Regions from separate parts of the Homo sapiens genome. Here region 1 is linked to region 2. A link is an interaction called in ENCODE POLR2A ChIA-PET data of the cell type or tissue named here. Cell type or tissue: Panc1. All regions are shown on one strand.

What was found. ChIA-PET counts read pairs that join two places held together with the same protein. Peaks named below come from ENCODE experiments on the same cell type or tissue, not always from the same donor. Only the 100,000 strongest peaks of a DNase experiment are listed, where the experiment ranks them.
Region 1: POLR2A ChIA-PET joins it to region 2 with 11 read pairs; 5 of 35 experiments call an interaction of 5 or more read pairs at or near these places.

The regions. Positions count from the first base shown.
Region 1 is chr19:38,690,834-38,693,333 of GRCh38, forward strand. The region is part of intron 1 of ACTN4 (actinin alpha 4); the gene reads left to right. Among named protein-coding and RNA genes, the nearest start is that of ACTN4, 44 kb to the left of the region's middle. In Panc1, no CTCF peak of the experiment used is centred here; a DNase peak (open chromatin) is centred at 1,238; H3K4me3 peaks cover 2,225 bases; H3K27ac peaks cover 2,500 bases.
Region 2 is chr19:38,913,509-38,916,008 of GRCh38, forward strand. SARS2 (seryl-tRNA synthetase 2, mitochondrial) reads right to left here. Exons shown (of 16, transcript NM_017827.4): 15 at 2,333-2,398; 16 at 1,758-2,241. The coding sequence ends at 2,098. Among named protein-coding and RNA genes, the nearest start is that of CCER2, 2.6 kb to the left of the region's middle. In Panc1, no CTCF peak of the experiment used is centred here; no DNase peak of the experiment used is centred here.

The DNA.
Region 1 (2,500 bases), 220 kb before region 2:
GTGAATTACATTTCAATTTTTAAAAATTGATTCTCCAAATTATGTACATATTTAAAGAGTACATGAAAGAGAGGGAGAGAAAGAAAAGCTGGATGCGAGATGCCGCAACCTGATTCCACTCACTCCTAGATTTGTTGAGTACCTGCTATGTGAAAGGTACCAGTCCAGGCAGTGGGTTCCCACAGCAAACAGAACCCTCCTCTGGGGAGCTTATGCTGCACTTGGGAGGGAGACTGGTTATGAACAAAGAACATAGTTTTTGATGATGAAAAGTGCAGTGAGTAAAACAATGCAGTGTGAGGCCGGGTGTGTTGGCTCACGCCTGTAATTCCAGCACTTTGGGAGGCCGAGGTGGGCGGATCACCTGAGGTTGGGAGTTCGAGACTAGCCTGACCAACATGGAGAAACTCCGTCTCTACTAAAAATAAAAAATTAGCCAGGCCTGTAATCCCAGCTACTCGGGAGGCTGAGGCCAGAGAATAGCTTGAACTCAGGAGGCAGAAGTTGCGTTGAGCTGAGATCATGCCATTGCACTCCAGCCTGGGCAACAAAAGTGAAACTCCGTCTCAAAAAAAAAAAAACAAAAAAAACAAAAAAAAAAACCCAACAACGCAGAGTGGAGTGATAGCCTAGGGGAGATGACAGAGTCCAGGAAGGCCTCCTGGGTTGCTGACATTTGAGGCAAGTCCTGAGTGATGAGACAAAACCAGCTCTATAAAGAGCTAGACGAAAGTCTTAGACCAGTATTTCTCATGAGGAGGAGACAGCACTCCAAAATCCATCCTTTGGCCTGGCGCGGTGGCTCACGCCTGTAATCCCAGCACTTTGGGAGGCTGAGGCGGGTGGATTACCTGAGATCAGGAGTTCGAGACCAGCCTGGCCAACATGGCAGAAACCCGTCTCTACTGAAAATATAAAAATTAGCCGGGTGTGATGGTGGGTGCCTGTAATGCCAGCTACTCGGGAGGCTGAGGCAGGAGAATCACTTGAACCCGGGAGGTGGAGGCTGCAGTGAGCCGAGATCATGCCACCGCACTCCAACCTGGCGACACAGCGAGACTCTGTCTCAAAACAAACAAACAAACAAAATCCGTCCTTTGCAGCAGCAACACGCACGCTTTCTGGCACCTCAAAGGGGATTGTCCAAGACTGGAACACTGGCTGCAGGGAGGGGGCCGGGTGCAAAGAGCTGGTTTCTGGGTGGACACGCAGGACCTTTGGAATGCTCGCTACCCCACTCAGCAGTATTTATACCTCTTCTCCAACTGCGAAGTCAGAGCTTTTTCATGCAGGCTGAGAAAACTCCGAATAAGGCAACTTCAGGCCAGGACATAAGACGCATTCCATATTTCACTGTAATTGCTTTCAAATTAGGTTATGTCGTCATGTAACAGGCACACACAGTGCACTTGCTTTGCCCCTGGCTGGGGTTGGGTCCTGGACAGGCTGCCCCGTGTGTCGCTGAACTGCCGCAGTGCTAGCCCTGATTGCCTGGGCAGTAGGGCTGTCTGCGTCCCACGTTGCTGCACCCATCTAATTTGTGGCTGTGTTATTGTGACCTGCTCGTTTTCTGTTCTTTCAACCTGCTTCCTGGCTTTTATCTCCTTCAGAATCTGGTGGCAGTGGATCTTCAAAAAGTGCTCAGGTGTGCAGTCTCACAGGCCAGAGGCTCCACGGGCCCCCTTGCCAGGGCGAGCATCTCTGCCTGTGCCGCTGGTAACCCAGATTCCAGAAGGCTTAGCCGTCTGGCCCTGAAAGCGCCTTTATAGTTGGTGATGAAGCCCATGGGCTGGGGAGCCGTTTCTGCTTTCAGGAACTGAAAAGATGCCCCAGTGGGGCTAGGCCTTGCCTGAGGTCTGGCAATAGCCTGCCAGATGGGTGATAAGAAGGCCTACCCAGGTGATAAGCCTACCCAGGAATAAATAGCTGTACCTCCCCTGTGTCCAAGCCCTGGACACCCTTCCCTAGGACCCATGGAAGCAGGAACCATGGGCAGCGTCAGAGGCCACAGCAGGCAAGGTGGAAGTTCAGGAGGTGGGACGGCGCCCTCCCCCTCAAAGCAACTGATGCCCCAGCGGAGCGACAAACCCTACACGGTATTTCAGAGCCAAGGTTTGAAAACTCCCAGGGTGCTAGGGAGCTCCGTCTGGCCTCCGGGTACCTGGGGTTGGGGCTGGCTGTGGCCAGTTGCAGTCAACCCTGAGCCTGGGCAAAATGCATGCAGGCTGGTCCTCCTGGGTGATATCCTGCTAGGCGGGTGGGCAGTGTACACGGCAGAAGAGGGTTGCGGCATGAGGCAGCAAACGTTTTTTTCTAAAATCTTGTCAAGCGTGGGGTCCGTGGAATCCACATGTGAGCATCAGCCTGGTGGGTGGGGAGAGTGAAGCCTGCGATCCAGTCTGGATCATGTGCTACACAGTGCAGAGCCGGCATGCTCACCCCTCCTGAGGGATCGCTCGAGCCTATTTCTAGGCCCAAAGCGACTTTGCAAGAGACTCCC
Region 2 (2,500 bases):
GCGTGGTGGCTCATGCCTGTAATCCCAGCACTTTGGGAGGCCAAGGCAGGTGCATTACCTGAGGTCAGGAGTTCAAGACCAGCCTGGTCAACATGGCGAAACCCTGCCTCTACTAAAAATACAAAAAATTAGCCGGACATGGTGGCACCTCCCTGTAATCCCAGCTATGCGGGAGGCTGAGGCAAAAGAATCTCTCAGAGGTTGCAGTGAGCCGAGATCACACCACTGCACTCCAGCCTGGGACAGTGAGACTCCATCTCAAAAAAAAAAAAAAAAAAAAAAAAAAGTATCTCAGATGTAGGTACTGAGTGCTGGGGGGGTTTTACTGTGGTCACGGAAGACTTCTTGGAAGAGGTGACATTTGAGCTAAGGCCTGAGTGACAAGATGGAGGCCAGCACACACCATCTAGGGGAGAGACAGCCAGAGAGGGAGACTCACCAATGTAAGTGCACGAGTCAGGAAGGAGTTTGGAGAGTTTCAATGTCAAGGCGGGTCGGGTGGACCAAACAAGACAGAAAGATGGGCTGAAGAGGAAGGTGGAGCAGCTCAGGTGGGGTCTTAGGGGCCTCGATGACCACTTTACCCTTTTACTCTGAGACGAAGCCACAGGAGACCTCTGAGCAGGGGTGGGACACCCAGCTGAGGTGCTCACAGGTCCCTCTGGCTGTGTGGCGAGGATGGAGAACAGGGAGCCAGTGAAGAGGCTTCCAGGGTTAACCAAAGGGGAGGGATCGGGGAGCAGGGCCCAGGTGGGGTCAGGGAGGAGAGAACAGTAGGCAGAGTCTGGAAATCTTTTTTGAGACAGAGTCTCGCTCTGTCACCCAGGCTGGAGTGTAGTAGTGTGATCCCAGCTCACTGCAACCTCTGCCTCCCGGGTTCAAGAATTCTGCCTCAGCCTCCCAAGCAGCTGGGATTACAGGTGCCCGCCACCACACCCAGCTCTTTTTTTTTTTAGATGGAGTCTCGCACTGTAGCCCATGCTGGAGTGCAGTGGCGCGATCTCCACTCACCACAACCTCCGCCTCCCAGGTTCAAGTGATTCTCCTGCCTCAGCCTCCCGAGTAGCTGGGATTACAAGCGTGCGCCACCACGCCCAGCTAATTTTTGTATTTTTAGTAGAGATGGGGTTTCACCATGTTGGCCAGGCTGGTCTTGAACTGACCTCAGGTGATCCGCCTGCCTTAGCCTCCCAAAGTGCTGGGATTACAGGCGTGAGCCACTGTACCTGGCCAGATTCTGGAAATATTCTGAAGGCGGTGTTGCCAGGGTTGCTAATGAAGTGGAGTGGATATGAGATAAAAGTCGAGGCTAACCCGAAGGGCTGTGGCCTGGGCAGCCGGGAGAATGTGCTGGGATGGGCATGCCTGAGGAGGAGCAGGTGCAGGCCAAGTGATCAGAGGACCAGGTAGCTTCCCTGAGTTTGGGATGCCCACTGGGCCCCTACCTGGAGCTGCAGAAGGGACAGCTGCATGGGGAGCTGGGGACTGAGGGGTGAGGCTGGGGCTGGGGTCAGCTCGAAGGAACCCTCAGAGGGTGACTCTGTTCTGGCTTGTCCCAGAGGAAGGGGAGAGAATTCAGCATCCTCTCAGCAACCCTGGTGGCCCCAGGCCAGCCTCCATGTGCACTGGGGGGTGGCTAGGCACTTCCAGCCATGGTCTTTGCAGCCACAGACCCTTTGAGGATAGTGCCTCCAAGCGGCTGCTCAGCAGCTCCTAGAGAGCCAGGCATCTCCCTTGTTCACAGATCCACAGAGGCCTTTGTCCTGACCATTTATTGGGGACTTTTTGCTCAGCACTGTAGGAGGAAAGAAGGAAGGAGGGATGGAAGCCTCTTCCTCTGCTTCTCCTGTCCCTAGAACCGTAAAGCCCAGACGTCCTGCTTCCCACTGGGACCCTCAATGATAACAGGGTCAGTGACTGACTCTGAGGCAGCAAGGACAGAGGAGAGGTGGACCCCGTGGTCCAGGGGCCCGGGCGTGGAGCTGACAGGAAGAACACAGATGTCAGGACGGGCTCAGCAACACAGGTCCCAGGTGTCCGGGGTCTCCTGAACTCCAGGAAGCAGTGACACCCCCGAGGGCTGCTGTGGGTGGGTTCTTAGCTTACAGCAGGCTGGCCAGGCAGCCCAGGCTTCCGGGGCTGGTTGGGGCCGATGTACTGGAGAGGCACGTGGGTAGGGGCTGTGATCCGATCAGTGCCGAGGTAGGACTGGAGGGCAGGGGGCACGAGCACTGAGCCGTCCTGGGGACAGAGCAGACCTCAGGACACTGCAGATGCCCCAGCCCTCCCCGGCGCTGAGCTGCCTCTCTGGGTGGGCCCCTCAGCCCCTCACCTTCTGCTGGTTACTCTCCAGGAGCGCGATGAGAAGGCGGGGGACAGCACAGGCGGTGGCGTTCACCTGTGAGACAGCCATGCTCGGAACTGGCGCCCACCCCAAGCTGAGCCCGGGGAGGAGCCAAGGTGGGTGGGTCTAGGGCGGCAGAGGCTGCGGGCGAGGGCA